2 separate regions of the Homo sapiens genome follow, and region 2 is linked to region 1. Evidence: chromatin contacts called from ENCODE Hi-C data. All regions are on one chromosome and are shown on one strand. Each heading gives the region's core, a stretch centred on a gene start or an enhancer-like site at or near the end of the contact. The rest is flanking DNA. Distances are from core to core; before and after follow the strand shown. Region 1 overlaps RORA (RAR related orphan receptor A). Region 2 overlaps RORA (RAR related orphan receptor A).

Region 1 (2,740 bases), core at 104-2,603:
ACTAAACTAGCATTTATCTGGAAAGTATATAATTGGGCTCTAATTCTCTTATCCCATTTATACATGCAAAGTGTTTCAGGGAGCTAAGAGTATCATGAAAGTGGCCCAAGTCTTGTTGCTGCTTCTCCAAAGCTACTTAAATTTCCCTGGTATTTCTTTTGGGGCTTAAAGCCTGCTATCTCTTTAACTAAGACTCTTGACTTCATTTTAGGCTAAACTTTGTCATCAGATTTTAAACAAGTGAAACCAATTGTATAATAGGAAAATAAATTATAAACCAACACATCCTAAGTCCAATTCTCTCTTTCAAGTGTAGTATGCACAACCTATTACTTTTAGTGAAAAATATGACTTCATCCTTGGCTAGGAAATTTTGCCCTTGGTGTACAATTAGTACCTGAATTAGACATTCCAGATAAACGACCTAGGTTTTAAGTGCAAATTAGGTTTGTTACTATAATTGATATCTAAAGCTTTGCGCAGGAGAAACAGCTGATATACTGGGCAAAGCATGAGACAAGAAATCCGCTTATATGGGTTGTGGTCCTGGCATTAATATAAGTTATACAACCCAGTATACACCACGTAACATCTGCGAGCTGTAGTTTCTCTACTCCTAGAATATAAAGGTCTGTGTCTGAATCATAGCTCTGCTACTTGCCAGCTGTGACACCTTGAAGAAGTCACTTCACTGTGGTTCAGTTTCCTCCTCTGTAAAATGGAGATAATACTAGTACCTTTCTCTTGGGGTTGTTATAAGGATTAAGTGAGAAAACATACATATTCAGGATAGACACAAATTATGTGGGACTGGCATATAGTGAATGCTATATGTGTTAACTGCTATCATAATTATTAATGTCATTATTATTTGTTAAACAAGGACAGTTTGGACCAGATGCTATCTAAAGTTCCTTCCCACTATGAAAATCTGTGACTAACTCAGAAGCGAGGACTTCCCATCTGAAGTATCGAGGCGCTGGCTGTATTGCTGAAGCAGTCATGGTTGGGGCACATGACTTGCCCCAGTCACAAAGTGAGGTAGACTATAGATTATCTGCTGAGCTCAGACAGAAGCCAGGTCTCCTAACTCCTAGCCCAAGGTATTTCACTATTCCAGACTTTATCTGAGAGACCACGCTTAAATTCTCGAATTTTATTCAGCCTGACCATACTCGCCTTTGCTGAAATGGAGATTTAAAAATAGCAAAGTGTCTAAAATCTTACACTTGCCAAATCGACTATGAATTGGAATGAAAGGCTGTTGGTGAGCAGATGGTGTGAATGCAACCACTGCCCTCTACTGGTATGTCAGGTACACTGCATGATTTGTTGTCTCACTTTTTATTGGCTGTTTTAAATAGGTAGGGATAAGTGGCCACAGTTTCTTAAGACAAAGTGAAACCACAAGATGCTAAGTATCTTATTAACTAGAAATGAAACATAACCTGGAAGGAAATGATATGAGCCTCTTCTCATCCTTCACTCCACAGCATCCCCCCCTACTTCCCTGCGAAGACTCTTCATCTTCATCATTTTTTTATCGGCAAAAATTGGTTTACATTCTAGAAACGACCTTATATAGTGAGAGTTCTTTCCAAAAGAGGTAGTTCACTACCTTATTTATGTATTTTCTTGTTTCTTACTCCCCATTATTTTTGTCTTTACTCACCTATTCTCCAGCGTCATTGATTCTAAGACATGTAATTTACTGGCTTCTCTCTCTCACTCTCAGTTTCTCATTCTTTCCTTTACATTTGTTCTTTTATTTGTGTTTTATTTTTTATGTTATTTATTCATGCTGTTTTAGTGTCTATGTGTTGCCAAGTAGGGCCATTCAGGTTTATTATGTTTCAGTGTCTCTAAGGAGATTCTGGTTTCCAGCTCCATTTAGGTGAACCTGCTCTGTTTTCACACAAACAAGTCTGCTTCTGTTTGACAAAAGCAGTAACAAATTTCCAAACAAAAAGATATTCTCCCTAGTGTTGCCAAGTTTGCATTCAGCACCGTTCTTTTAAAATGACTTGCCTATTCTATACTCAAAACCCTAGGGAGAGGGATCATTTTTTGATATGGTTTTATATTCATGGGATTTTGTCAATTCTTTTAAAAAATACTTCTTTAATCATCCTTCCCTTCCAGAACAATTATTACCAAGCTGCTCCAAATTGTTAGTTCCTGGCATCTAGATTCTAGCAGCCTTCTATGTGGTCCTCCTGCCTGAGCTTCTCTGTGCTCCAATACACCAAGCACAAAACTGCTTGTTCCATTTCCCCAGATATAATTTTCTTTTTTTTTTTTTAAGAGGGAGTCTCGCTCTATTGCCCAGGCTGGAGTGCAGTGGTGTGATCTCGGCTCACTGCAACCTCCAGCTTTCAGGTTCAAGCGATTCTCCTGCTTCAGCCTCCCAAGTAGCTGGGATTACAAGCACCCGCCACCACGCCCAGCTAATTTTTGTATTTTCAGTAGAGACAGGGTTTCATGATGTTGGCCAGGCTGGTCTCGAACTCTTGACCTCAGGTGATCCACCTGCCTCAGCCTCTCAAGTAGCTGGGATCACAGACAGCCAACACCACGCCAATTTTTTTTTGTATTTTTAATAGAGACAGGGTTTCACCATGTTGGCCAGGCTGGTCTTGAACTCCTGACCTCAAGTGGTCTGCCCAGCTCAGCCTCCCAAAGTGCTGGGATTACAGGCGTGAGCCACCACACCCAGCCAATCTCTTCCTTTTCTGACAGC
Region 2 (2,960 bases), core at 342-2,841, 290 kb before region 1:
TTTAGGACAATCACAAAGTTATGCAACCATGACACTATCTAGTTCCAGGACATTTTAATTATCCCAAAAGGAAATCCCATTTCCCATTCCCTTCTGCCACTGGCAACCACTAATCTGCTTTCTGCCTCTGTGCAGAAATAATAATAATAATAATAAATATAATTAATAAATATATAGATAATATAATTATATATTATATAAATATATAAATAAAATATATTTAGACATAAATAATGATAAACCTACTCATGGTATTTGTATAAATGGAATAATATATTATGTGGCCTTTTGTGACTGGCTTCTTTCACTGAGCATAATATTTTCAAGGGTCATCCAGGATGTAGCCTGTATGGGTCCTTTATTCTTTTTTTTGTGGCTGAATAATATTCTTTTGTATGAATGTACCACATTTTGTCTATCGACTCATCAGTTGATGAGAAATTGAGGTTGTTTCTACCTTTTTCCAATTGTGAACGGTGCTGTTATGAAGATTTGCATACAAGTTTTTCTTTGAACACTTTCTTTGAGTTCTTTTGGGTATATACCTAGGAGTGAAATTGCTGGATTATATGATCATATGATAATTCTATGTTTGATTTATTGAGGGGCTACCAAATTGCTTTACATAGTGACAACGTTATATTCCAACCAGCATGTACACATAAGGTTTCCAGTTTCCTTACCAACACTTGTTATTTTATTTCTTTTTTTTTTTGGCGGGGGGTGGATAGCCATCCTAGTGGGTATAAAGTGGTATCTGTCTGATTTTCTTTCAGAGTAATTTGTTTTCCCAAATAGTTTAAAGATTTTCAGAGGTGAAAAGCTTATACCGACCTGGTCACTGCCATGGGCTGGCCCAGCCTGACCTGCTAGGTCTCATTACCTCTCCAAGTTTAGAATCAGGCTTCTCCATGTGGGGAAGTCAAAAGGGTGAGTGCCTGGAGAGTCGTGTGCATGGGGAAGCTCTTGAGCTCAAGCCTGTTCCAGCATACATTCTGTGTCTCCCAGCAGAGCTAGAATACCACCCTCACTGTGATACAGAGAGGCACTGAGAGCAGAGAGCCTGGTTCCCGCACCCAGGAGGAGACGTGGCAGAACCACAGCTAAGGCCTGTCTCACTCCTACTTCAGGCTTCTTTCAGTTCTGTCAAGAACCACACATTCACTTTGCACTTCCCTTTTTTGAGGATGCAAAGGTTAAGAAAATGTTATAATGATGATGGTTATATTTGCATAGGCTTTACACATTTTGATACCCACAATGATCCTGTAATGTAGGCAAGACATCAGGTAGTATGATCCCCATTTGAAAGCTGAAGAAACCGAGGCATGAGGCCTTTTGGGTAATTTCCCAAAGTTATCTCCATTACATTACTTTGTCTTATGTAATGTTTTATGGTGGTGCAGTGCCTTACAGTCTACAAGGCATGTCACATCTGGTAGGGATGGAGGTGAGGGGAGAATGGTGGGCTAGGTGAGGGGAGTTGCCATATATAGGGAGGCGCCATAAGGAAGGCCTCCTCTGATTGTCTGTGGTTGACAAATCAACCTGTTGTTTCTGCCTTACTCACCATGGAGGGAGGGAGGGCAGGAAGCTGTTTGAAGTTGTGATATTAGGAGATCAGTGGCTGTTTGAGATCCCTCCTTCATCATTGCATCATATTAGCTACCATATACCACCATGGTATCAAACTGTGCCTCAGCGAAATACAGTTTAAAGACTGAGCCTTCCCTCAGGGAGCTTCCAGTCTAAACAGTTGTCAAATTCTTAGCTCAAAAATACTCTCCCGGGGTTTGGCTGCCCTTTCCAACACAGTTTAGAGAAGAAGAATATAAAAGCAAATTCTACATCTCAAGCAGCCCATTTTGAGTTGGGGTTTTATTTGCTGCTGCTGCTCTTGTTGTTTCGTGGTGAGCACAGGAGTAAAGGTGAAGAGCTCCTGCCAGCCTACAGAAGGTGAATAGCCCATTTGAAACATTGACTTCGGGTTGCCATTTTGAATTCTCTCTATGGCTGTCTCCACCACCAACCACAAACTTCAGGTTGGTTCTTCAGAGGTAAGGACTCTTTTTCCCGGTTCCTGAGGTGGCATACATCTAGTGTGTGGGGATTTTGGATACCTGATATCACCCTATATGCATAGCAAAATGGTGATAGATTATAAATGCCAGTGCTTATGGTAGGTTTCTTGAGGTTTTTATGTAATTGAGAAGCAGTGGGAAGGGGTGTCGCATTTTAGCAACTAAGGTCCAGGATTTGTTTTGAAATGAACCCCTCTGAGGGCAGAATCTCAGCACCACCCATTTTCCACATTTGTGTGGTTGAAGGACAGAAAGTGGACAGGCAGAACTCCAGGCCTACGGTGCTTGTGAGCAGTGAGCCCTAGGATATGGGCGCATGAGGCACAGCACCCTTCTAAACAGAAAGCAAGTAAGGAAGCCAGGTGCTTTTTCTCTGCCTCTGGTTGAATGATAACTCCACCCTATCAGAATAGAAGTACTGTTATTCAACAAACAGTGGCCAATCGTTTAGAAATTAATGATTGCCATTTTGAACATGTATTGGATTTTGCTGTCGGAAACCTGCAGGCAGCTCATAGGGATATTGGGGACTCAGTTAGCTGGTGACGTCAGTGGAGGTTTGGATATCTAAAAGCAAGCTTTGGATATCTAAAAGCAAGCTTTGGCTCAGTGGTATGCACCCAGTATTTTTCCCTAGGACTTTATGGTCGTTTTTCTTCCAAAGGGCAGCATACACACAGGTGTAATGGTTCTCTGGTGACCATGTTCAAATCTATCTAAAAGCCATTTGAAAACACAGGTGATATGTATACTTCATTATGTGCTATAAGTTGGGTAATGGGAGCAAATTAAAAAAGGAAGATTAAACATGGAATATGTGTGCAGGAGGGAGAAAAGGTTTCTCAAGAACGCGGTGAAACAGCAGATTATTCAGCCTTT

The links. Hi-C counts contacts between places; a loop is a spot of excess contacts on that map. Pooled maps may share reads with other maps.
Region 2: a map of CD4-positive, alpha-beta memory T cell shows a loop between it and region 1 (3-fold over the local background). The contact joins two enhancer-like sites. A Hi-C loop is called at or near these places in 1 of 168 maps with a recorded cell type or tissue (CD4-positive, alpha-beta memory T cell), 9 of 37 single-sample maps with no recorded cell type and 12 of 50 pooled maps.

Annotation. Positions count from the first base shown.
Region 1 is chr15:60,506,549-60,509,288 of GRCh38, reverse strand. The region is part of intron 5 of RORA (RAR related orphan receptor A); the gene reads left to right. All of the region lies in intron 2 of RORA-AS1 (RORA antisense RNA 1), which reads right to left. Among named protein-coding and RNA genes, the nearest start is that of RORA-AS1, 29 kb to the right of the region's middle. RefSeq lists an enhancer at 1,007-1,116. Within about 2 kb of position 1,353, at least 3 of the 41 ENCODE cell types and tissues checked have a DNase peak (open chromatin) inside an H3K27ac peak, as active enhancers do.
Region 2 is chr15:60,794,267-60,797,226 of GRCh38, reverse strand. All of the region lies in intron 1 of RORA (RAR related orphan receptor A), which reads left to right. Among named protein-coding and RNA genes, the nearest start is that of RORA-AS4, 32 kb to the right of the region's middle. RefSeq lists an enhancer at 850-1,029. Within about 2 kb of position 1,591, at least 2 of the 41 ENCODE cell types and tissues checked have a DNase peak (open chromatin) inside an H3K27ac peak, as active enhancers do.